Linked DNA regions of Homo sapiens: region 2 is linked to region 1. A link is a loop called in an ENCODE intact Hi-C map of the cell type or tissue named here. Cell type or tissue: PC-3. All regions are shown on one strand. Links, peaks and the distances in the headings refer to the core of each region. The heading gives the core; the rest is flanking DNA. Region 1 overlaps NR5A2 (nuclear receptor subfamily 5 group A member 2). Region 2 has its middle 42 kb from the start of NR5A2.

Region 1 (5,371 bases), core at 154-5,153:
TCCCCCTCCATTTCGCTGCTACGCTTAGGTTTTGGCCTGGACTAGACTTTCAAAGCAAAGGAAAGGGCTTCCCTCCGTGATACAAGCTCCTGCGTTAATTTTTTAAAGCATGGATTTTTAAAACCCAGTCCCCAGCCACCGTTCCCTCCCGCACCCCTCCCATTTTGTGAGGATTTTTCTTTCCTGGAAAGTCCACCTGTGGAGAGATAAATGAGTGCCAGCTGGCCTTTTGCCACCACCACTCTCCATCTTTCGGGGATGTGGTGGGAGGGTAGACTGGCATGGACCAAGAAGTCGCTAGTGTGGCCTAAGCAAGTCCCTTCTGGCCCTGGCAGCTGGCGTTATGAGCATGGTCACAAAGCTTGTCTCACTAGGTCAGCCTCAGCCTCAGGTTCAGCCTCAAGCCAAGGCAGGGTTTCTTGATACACTACAATTTCAAGGTCCTGTCAGACCCTCTTTCAACTTCTTTCAACTCTCCTAACTTCCCCCGGCTTCACCAAGCAGAGGTGAAATCACCACCACACACTAGGGGTTGGAGGTTTCCTCTTAGGACCAAGCGTTTGGAGTCCTGCATCCTTGCCATGCTAGGGTCTGGGAAAGGTGCTGTATCATAAGTGCACCCATAAATTCTTCGCATTGCTGTGGGAGGAGGTTCTTCTTAATTAAGGCTTTGAAATAAACTGATTTTCAAAGTTCACGAGCAAAGCAGGGCAACCACTGCAGTGAGCCCTGAAACTGACTCCCTTTCTTTATTTTCTTAGTTCTCAGTGATACTTAAAACAACTAGGAATACTGAAATGTAGTGACAGTGATACTTGATACTATCACAAAAATTGGAGCTTTTGGCAACTTCAGCCCACTTCTCCATACAAACTAATGGACAGGCCTTCATAAGTTTAAATGTTTCCACGAAACCTGAAGTTGCTACTAAAGCTGAAGTCTAAATAACTTTGATCCTGAATATATATTGAAGAGCAAAATGACAAATCAATTAAGAGTCAGTAGTACCTGAATTGCCAGGTGTGGGTGGGTGATGAACAACCCATTTTATGTACATTATGCACTGCAAAGATTGGAATAATTTCCAAGTCACCAAATACCGGATTGGGCAGTTTCAATGTGTAATCTCTATACCATTCAAATAGAATAAACTTAGATCTTTTGAGATTCAAATTCACCCCCTTGTGGGTGGACTCTGATAATTACTTCGTTGCACAGCAGATTCTAAATATGAGGCATTTCGCATGCAGTCAGGAGGCTGGAAAGAATGTTTTTCATCTTGTTGGGAGGAGATCTGAAAACTTTGAAGATGCGGCTGGGCTGGTGGTCGAAGAGCTTGCGTAACAGATGGTTCTTTAAAACATTTTTTAAATGCTGGGCCTCGGCCTCAAGTGGATGGTCCCATCAGACAACAGAATGAAAAAGTACAGCCTGGACTGATCCTTGTATTCCGTGTGGAAACACAGGTCACTAAAACTGGAAAGTCTGTCGCTTAGATGATCTTGGGCTCCAGTCGAGGGTCTTTTAAAAGTGAACGAAGGGACTAGGGAGCAGACTGGGGAAAGAGGAGTCGCTGCCCCTTCCTCTAATTCTATGAGTGAGCTCTTGGCTTGTGGCCCGCCTCTCATTGAGCTGACCCTCGGCCCCTTCAGGGCGCCGGGGCCCACGTGTCGCCTCTTCAGGGTCTCAGTGCCCTGGGGAGTTGAAGCTGGAGGACCCTTGACCGCAGACCAACTCTGCATGTAAGAACGGTCAGCTAAATTTTCTCCTTTCAATGGTTTAAGTGGGTGTTTAACTCCCTTCATCTCCTCATCCGACACACTAGCAAGGGCACACGCCCACCCGCGCCCCCATCCCTTCTTCTTGCTTCCCCTCAGATCGAGGAAATTGCCGCTCTGGCTGCTTCTCCTTCGCCGCCACGCTCAGACAGAGGTCGCTTCTGACTAGCTGTAAGACCCGGCTGCATTTACATCCCCCCGCCCCGGGCCAGGGTGGGGTGGGAGGGGGTGAGGCGGGGTGAAGAGGTTGGGGCAGGCCGGGGGACTGGAGCCTGAGCCTCATCCTTATTGGCTGGCGGCTAGTGTCCGACCTGAGTCCGGAACCCGCGTCCGCATTCACTGTCTTCACCCCTCAATCCAGCCTTCCCCCAACCCCTGGCCCTACTTACCTCCTTCTCCCCCTCGTCTTCCCCCCTGTCCTTCCCAGCACCGTCACCCTCGGGGCTGGGAAGGGCCGTTCTCGGTCCCGCGCGGGGAGTGGACCAGGCAGGAGAGGGAGGTTGGAACTTCACAACTCCACACTTGCGATAGTGAGCAAGAGAGAGGCAGAGAGAGATAGGGGGAAGGGGCGGAGAGGAGGGGAGAGAGAAGGGAGGCGAGAGAAAGAGGAGAGAGACCCCTGCCGATCCTGAGCCAGAGGGCGGTGGAGGGAGGGGAAGGAGTCGCCCGAGCCGTCCGGGAGCAGTGGCAGCGGCACAGCCGGGGCGGCAATAGCAGCCCCGCGGTCGCCTCCGCTGCCCGCCGGGAGCTCGGCGGTTCACGGCTCCGCGCCCCGGGCAGCTGCGTCCTCGCCACCGCCGCCGCCTGCGCCCTTGCGGAGCCGAACCAGAGGGCCGGGACGCTGTCTTCCTCGCCTCCTTTTTTAACCCTGACCTCCTCCTCGCAGCTTGGGGGCGGCTCCGGAGCTGCGAGACCGGACAGGGCTCAGAGGTCCTGCCCGGCAGCCCCGAGGAGGCGGAGGCACGCTCCGGCGAGGCGAGAGGGTTGGGTTAGCAGGCATCCCGGTCGCCCCTTCCTTCTTTTCGCCGGAGTTGAATCTGTGCTGCCCGTGTCCAGGTGCTGGGCTTCCGGACCGACACGGATCCCCCATCCCCGCCCGCGGTCGCCTTGTCATGCTGCCCAAAGTGGAGACGGAAGCCCTGGGACTGGCTCGATCGCATGGGGAACAGGGCCAGATGCCGGAAAACATGCAAGGTAAGGAGGCGCCGCGCGGCGCTCCGGCTCCCGCTGCTTCCCCACCCCCGGGCTCGCCCTGCAGGCTTCAGCCTCCCGCCCCGCGCGGGCGCGGGAGTAGCCCCGCTGGGCGCTCGCAGCCGCGGGAGTCAAGCCCCCTCCCCAGGTGCAGGCATAAAAGTTTATGGCTCTTGAACAATGCGGGGCAGAGGTTTTTCCAAGCAACGTCTAATTGGCCGCTTCTAATTAAGGAAAGAGAGGCTTCCAGCTCTATGGCAACCCAAGCAGGGCAGCTTCAGGCTAAAGGTACTTTAGAATAATAAGATCATTCTAAGAAATGGAATGTCTCACTGGACACCCGAACAGGTTCTCTGTCATTGGAATTGGTGTGTACTGTACTTCAACCAGTACTCTTGTGTGGAGGGAGGCGACCCAGTCTAGGAAAGTCAACTACAGAAAGAGGTGACCTCCGAAAGGATTGTCTTAGCGCTATTAGAATACATGTGACCACACCAAAAGCCCAGGCGGACACCCGCAGCCAGCTCGGATTTGGACAATTCAACATTGCTGGCAGAACTGAAGGGAACAAGTTACCCCAACCCCATCCCCTGTACGCGTAGTGCTGAGTGAGTTGGGGGTGGGAGGACAGCGGTTCGTTTATTGCCCCCTTTTAAAATCTGAGATCTGAAAATATGGAGGTCCCATTCGTTTTCCCAGCTCTTGATTGCCAACAAAAAAACAAATCCCGCTGGCTACATTTTCTCCTCATTCCAAAATAGCAACCCTATGGCTTGTATTAAGCCCTTCAGAAGTTTATCTCATTTGCTCTGGGCCAGGGAGGGAACAATGCTAGGAAAAGTCACCGGTGCTCTTCCATCCTCGCCCCTTCCAGGGTGCAGGATGTGCGGGCCGGCGGGCCTGTGATCCCGGAACGCTTCCTGCCATCCCCTTGCGCGAACTTGAAAGGACTGGGAGGTGTTGAGAGCAGAGTTCAGGGCTGGTGCACTCTGCGGTGCTGAGTGGGCGGCGCGCCCGGGCGCTCAGGCCGGGGGACCTGTAGTCGCCCTACCGCGGAGGGGAAAATACGTAGCTGGAGGGCGTGCGCCGTGCGGGTTGTGATCCGTTACCCCATCGGTCATCCTGGGGTCTCCCCAAGCCTCTAGGTAGGGCTGTGAGAGTCCCCTAGAGCTGAAGCCCCGGAGGCTGACCTGTGGGTCTGGCTGCTATGGGAACCCGGTTGGTCCAAAGAAGCCTTTCTTCCGGGCACCTGGAATTCCAGTTTAGTGTGGGGCATCGGGGAAGTGGCGCTGGGGGGCTGGGTTGGGGGACCTCAGCCGGCAGCTCCGGAGAGGGCCTACCCTTGGGGTCGCTGGGTGAGGCCGGCACGATTCTTGGCTCCAAAAGGAAAGTTTCTGCTTCTTGTTCTGGCGCGAGAAGCCAAAGACTTATTTTGAGAGCGGAGAGAGAAATGTTATTGGTAACGTTTTCTTTGGAAAGTTCGAGAGGGGTCTTCTGGACACACTACCTAGTGCCCCCAAACCAGAGAAGTAGTTTTTCTTTGGTGCCTGGGCTCAGAAGTCGCCACTCACTCAGCCCATGGTTCGAAATCAGCATGGGAAGCGCCGGGGCAAGGCTTCGTCGGAGACTAGAGGCCTGCCTGTCGGGAGGAGCCCCTGGGGGATGGGGACCCCATTCTCCTGCTTGCTCTGGTTCCCACCTGGGACGCCTCCGTAGGAGCCCAGAAAGACGATCCACTACATGGTCCCGGGACAGAGCAGCGCGCCCAACTTTGAGGGAACTTTGTGCGCCTCTCTGAGGCCCTAGCTTTCCAAGGCACCGCCGTCCGTTCTTCTTTCCCTAGACCGAAACTGGGGAAGAGTGTGGGCGCTTCTTTGCCCCGATGAGTTCGCCTCCCCAAACGCCTACTTCGGCTGCACCAGAGCATCTGGGAAACTCTGAAAGGTGCCCAGGCCTCACACAGCAGCGTCTCCCTACTCAGCCTCTGTCTTTGGGTTTTTTCAAGAGAGTCTCTACCTCATGCCTCGGTCTTTCTTCGATGTCGGGTCCCCGAGGTAGGCACGGAGTCCCTCTGAAAGCAGTTGCCTATCTGTGCCCCTTTGGTGTAAAGTTAGAGTTTACTTTGTTGGGGGAAGGGGAGGTAGAAAAGATCACAGTTGGGAAAGTGCGCTTTTCGCCTTGTTCCTAAAACATGCCTCAAGACTGTCATCGCGATTGTTAGGAGAGCTATCAACGTCTAGGGGCTATAAAGGAATTTCTGAACCCTCGGCCCTTCCCAAACCCCCAGGTTCCTAAAACCCTAGTGGGGGTCTCTTGGGGCTGGGATTCAGGCTGGCACCGCTGGGAGGACCTCGCCTAGCATCCCTTTATTAATATTTCACGAAGGCAGGCTCCTGCCTTCT
Region 2 (5,371 bases), core at 187-5,186, 54 kb before region 1:
ATTTTGTATTTTTAGTAGAAACAGGGTTTCTCCTTGTTGGTCAGGCTGGTCTCGAACTGCTCACCTCAGGTGATCCACCCGTCTCGGCCTCCTAATGCGCTGGGATTACAGGCATGAGCCACAGCACCGGGCCCTGGCTTCCTTTATGCTTCTTTAGACTACTTCTCACCTGAATGCTCTCCATTCTTCCCTCCTCCCCACTCATTTATCTTTTAAGAGCCCGTTGTGTCCAGCCTCACCTAGGAAGCTGCTACTGATTCCTCCAATCCACAGTGATGCCCCTCCCTGTGTTCTCTGAACTCTCACTGTTCCATCATTTGGTTCCAGTTTATAAACTAGTTTTTACTGCTAGTTAAATTTTCATATGTGTAAGTCTTGTTTCTCCAGCTGAATTGTAAACATCTAAAACACAGGGGCTCTGTTCTCCTCTCAAAGGAGGTCACAGTTTCATGCAAAGAGATGTAGATCACTAAATTCTTGGCACTTTTGACTAAATGGCATCTACCTGAGTCCATGGTATTTCTACTATAAGAAAAGTAGGAAAGTGGCTGGGCAGAGGCTCATGCCTGTAATCCCAGCACGTTGGGAGGCCGAGGCAGGCGGATCACTTGAGCCTAGGAGTTCAAGACCAGCCTGGCCAACATGGCAAGACCCCATCTCTACTGAAAATACAAAAAAATTAGCCAGGCCTGGTGGCAGGCACCTGTAATCCCAGCTAATTCGGAGGCTGAGGCAGGAGAATCACTTGAACACAGGAGGCAGAGGTTGCTGTGAGCCAAGATTGCACCACTGCACTCCAGCCTGGGTGACAGAGCAAGACTGTCTCAAAAAAAAAGAAAGAAAAGAAAAGTAAGTAAGCTGGACAAGTGCAGTGGTGTACACCTGTCCTCCCAGCTCCTCAGGATGCTGAAGTAGAAGAATTGCCTGAGCCCAGGAATTCGAGTACAGCCTAGGGAACATAGCAAGACCCACATCTCTTAAAAAAAGAAAAAAAAAGGTAGATAAGCACAGGAGACCATGAAGACCATCCCTTTATGCTTCAGCTGAACTCGAACAGAGCCGAAAAGCTGGATCACATCAATTCACTATGGCTAATCCAGACTTATCTCCAAAGAAAGCTTCCCAACTGAGATCTAAACACACTAATTCTAGCTTCACTAGGTGATTAAATGACCTACAGCTACCCAGGCTAGCCTTCCCTCAACAACACATCCAGCTGGTTTACCATGTTCTACAAACAGATTATTGGAACTGTATATGGAGGACAAATGATCAGCACTAGGGCAAATTTCCTCTGACACCAACCTGCCCTGACAAGCTTTAATGAAAGCCGGCTCTTGGTTGTTCTAGAAAATAAGTACTTTTACACTATTTTTGTACAAACAAATATATATATATATTTTAGATGGAGTTTCGCTCTTGTTGCACAGGCTGGAGTGCAGTGGCACAATCTCGGCAACCTCCACCTTCCAGGTTCAAGCGATTCTCCTGCCTCACCCTCCTGAGTAGCTGGGATTACAGGCATCCGCCACCACACCCAGCTAATTTTTTTGTATTTTTAGTAGAGACAGGTTATCGTCATGTTGGCCAGGCCGGTCTTGAACTCCTGGCCTCAGGTGATCCGCCCACCTTGGCCTCCCAAAATGTTGGGATTACAGGCGTGAGCCACCGCAACATGCCACAAATATATTTTTGGCATAATCTCTCATGAAGCTCTATAGATGTGGAAACAATTGTAACATAAAAGGATTCAATTGAGGAAGGTGTTTGTTTAATGAGGAGAACCTGTCTTGGTTGACATAAGGCCACTTTCTGCTTAAAAGCTATTTTAGTGCAGTTGTGAGAAACCCCCTCTTCTTGTTCAAGCCCATTCCTTAGAAGAAAAGAAAATACGATTGGTGATCATTAGCCAGTTTTATTTTATTTACTAAGATAGGATTTATAGCTTTCAAGTAAAACTAAACTCCTGTGCACTACCCACAATTACCTTGTGACGGAGAATAAGGATGCCAAGCTTCACTGTAAAAACTGGACTCTTTCAAGACAGTGAAAATTCCTGGACACCACTGGCTCTAATGACTGAAAAGAGATGTCTAAATCACAGTTCATTACTGAATATAACAGTTGCATAACAGAAGGTAGCGTTTGAAAAATAAATTATCATAAAACAACAGAAAAAGGAAGATTGGGGCACATGTTCTCAGGATCTCCTGAGGGCTGTGTCATGGGCCATCGTCACTCATATTTGGCTTGGAATAAATTTCTTCAAATATTTTACAGAGTTTGACTCTTTTCATAGACAACTTTAATAATCATTAGTAAAGATAATTTTGTTATTAATAAAATTTTTTAAATCTTCAAAACTTAATGTAGACATTTAGTCACTTTATTAGTCAGATAGGTCAAGTACTGTATTTACTAAATATTTTAAGGCCATAAACTATTACTTCTGTAATATTTCTAATAATTGTTTGGCTTGTTTATGAACTTATATTTTAGAGCCATTCGATTTTAGGCTCTAAACCAGGGGTGTCCAATCTTTTGGCTTCCCTGGGCCACACTGGAAGAAGAATTGTCTTGAGCCACACATAAAATACACTAACGATAGGTGATGAGCTAAAAAAAGAAAAAAAATTTGCAAAAAAACTCATAAAATTTTAAGAAAGTTTATGAATTTGTGTTGGGCCGCATTCAAAGCCATCCTGGGCCGCATGTGGCACACGCTCTAAACACATGGCTGTGATAAGGCCTGGGGACATATAAGATCTTACCTGGCCCAGCTGTTCCTCCTGGCTGTACTAAAAAAAGTCTGATATTATCTCTACAGCTTTGTTCTTTGTCCTGGGCTCCACATCTAATAGATAATCACAATTACTTACTTCCTAGGTTTTCACTAAAAATAAGGATTACTGGCCAGGCATGGTGGCTCATGCCTGTAATCCCAGCACTTTGGCAAGCCAAGGCGGGCAGATCACTTGAGGTCAAGAGTTCAAGAACAGCCTGGTCAACATGGCAAAACCCCCTCTACTAAAAATACAAAAATTAGCTGGGCGTGAATGACACGTGCCTGTAATCCCAGCTACTTGGGAGGCTGAGGCACGAGAATTGCTTGAGCCCGGGAGGCAGAGGTTGCAGTGAGCCAAGATCGCACCACTGCACTCCAGCCTGGGCAACAGAGTGAAACCCTGTCTCAAATAAGTAAATAAAGGTGTTTGCTTTTTTAAAAAAGAAAAAGAACTATTATCTTCAAATGGCATTAAGATAACTAGATAATTCGGTGGATAGGAGAAAAGACAATGATTTATCTTACTATGAAATATCAGACACCAAAATAGGATACTTAAAATAGTTTTAAATCCTTAAAAATTAGCAGAAAACCAAGCTGGGCACAGTGGCTCACACCTGTAATCCCAGCACTTTGGGAGGACAAGACGGGCAGATCACCTGATGTCAGGAGTTTGAGACCAGTCTGACCAACATAGTGAAACTCTGTTTCTACCGAAAATACAAAATTAGCCAGACATAGTGGTGGGCGCCTGTAATCCCAGTTACTGGGGAGGCTGAGGCAGGAGAATTGCTTTAACCCGGGAGGCAGAGGTTGCAGTGAACTGAGGTCATGCCACTGCACTCCAGCCTGGGCAATAGTGCAAGACTCTGTCTAAAAAAAAAAAAAAAAATTAGCAGAAAACCAAACACATATGATGATAATAAGTTCCTCGGATCTGATGAAATAGAAGAAAATAGAAATGACAGAAAATGAAATCAAATAAAATATTTAAATTTCTGGATAATAAAAAGTTCAAGATTAGAAGAAAATCAGATAAATCTCAAAACAAGGAGTGTTATCAATATCTCATCTTAATGTTTAAGAATAATAAATGTCCACTTTGGGAGGCCGAGGCAGGTGGATCACTTGAGGTCAGAAGTTCGAGACCAGCCTGGCCAATATGGTGAAACCCTGTCTCTACTAAAACTACAAAAATTAGCTGGGTGTGGTGGCAGGCACCAGGCTTTGAGACTCCAACTCAAAAAAAAAAAAAAAAGAATAACAAATGGCCAGACATGGTGGCTCATGCCTGTAATCTCAGCACTTTGGGAAGCCAAGGTGGGTGGATCATTTGAGCTCAGGAGTTTGAGACCATCCTGGGCAACATGGCAAAACCTCATCTCTACAGAAAATACAAAAATGAGCTGGGTGTGGTGGCATTCGCCTGTAGTCCCAGCTACTCAGAAGGTTGACATGAGAGGGTGGCTTGAGCCTGAGAGGCAGAGGTTGCAGTGAGCTGAGATCTCACCACTGCACTCAAGCCTGAGAAACAAAGACAGACCCTGTCTCAAGATAAAATAAAATGAAATTTAAAAAGAGTAACAAATAAGAGTTAGCTATTGAGGAGGCTGAGGTGGGAGCCTCACTTGAGCTCAAGAGTTTAAGGCTGTAGCTGGGCGTGGTGGTTCATGCCTGTAATTCCAGCACTTTGTGGGGCTGAGGCAGGTGGAACACCTGAGGTCAGGAGTTTGAGACAAGCCTGACCAATATGGTGAAACTCTGTCTCTACTAAAAATACAAAAATTAGCTGGGCGTGGTGGGGGGCGCCTGTAGTCCCAGCTATTTGGGAGGCTGAGGCAGAAGAATTGTATGAACCCGGGAGGCTGAGGTTGCAGTGAGCCAAGATCCTGCCACTGCACTCCAGTCTGGGTGACAGAGCAAGACTCCATCTCAAAACAAAACAAAACAACAACAACAACAAAAAAAAAGAGTTTAAGGCTGTGGTGTGTTATGATTGTGCTTATAAATATTCACTGCAAGCTAGTCTGGGCAACATAGCAAGGCTCTGTCTTTTTTTTTTTTTTTTTTTTTTGAGACAAAGTCTCACTCTGTCACCCAGGCTGAAGTGCAGTGGCTCCATCTCAGCTCACCGCAACCTCTGCTTCCCGGGCTCAAGAGATTCTCATGTCTCAGCCTCCTGAGTAGCTGGGATTACAGGCACCCACCAACATGCCCGGCTAATTTTTGTATTTTTAGTAGAGATGAGGTTTCACCATGTTGGCCAGAAAGGTCTCCATCTCTTGACCTCGTGATCTGCCCACCTTGACCTCCCAAAGTGCTGGGATTACAGGCATAAGCCAGTGCACCCAGCCTATTTATTTATTTTTGAGACAGGATCTTGCTCTGTCAACCAGGCTGGATGGAGTGCAGTGGTGCAATCATGGCTCACCGCAGCCTCAATTTCTGGGCTTAAGTGATCCTCCTGCCTCAGCCTTCCAGGTAGGTGGGACTATAGGCATGTACCATCATTCCTAGCTAATTTTTTATTCTTTATTTTTGTAGAGATGAGGGTCTTGCTTTGTTGCCCGGGCTGGTCTCCACTTC

Evidence for each region. Peaks named below come from ENCODE experiments on the same cell type or tissue, not always from the same donor. Only the 100,000 strongest peaks of a DNase experiment are listed, where the experiment ranks them.
Region 2: it touches region 1 in a loop (4-fold over the local background); 2 of 110 quality-filtered maps call a loop at or near these places.

What each region holds. Positions count from the first base shown.
Region 1 is chr1:200,036,824-200,042,194 of GRCh38, forward strand. It overlaps NR5A2 (nuclear receptor subfamily 5 group A member 2), which reads left to right. Exons shown (of 8, transcript NM_205860.3): 2 at 2,835-2,972. Among named protein-coding and RNA genes, the nearest start is that of NR5A2, 12 kb to the left of the region's middle. RefSeq lists enhancers at 1-2, 3,590-4,392. In PC-3, for the core only: no CTCF peak of the experiment used is centred there; a DNase peak (open chromatin) is centred at 2,928; H3K4me3 peaks cover 1,580 bases; H3K27me3 peaks cover 4,735 bases.
Region 2 is chr1:199,982,611-199,987,981 of GRCh38, forward strand. No RefSeq gene overlaps it. Among named protein-coding and RNA genes, the nearest start is that of NR5A2, 42 kb to the right of the region's middle. In PC-3, for the core only: no CTCF peak of the experiment used is centred there; no DNase peak of the experiment used is centred there.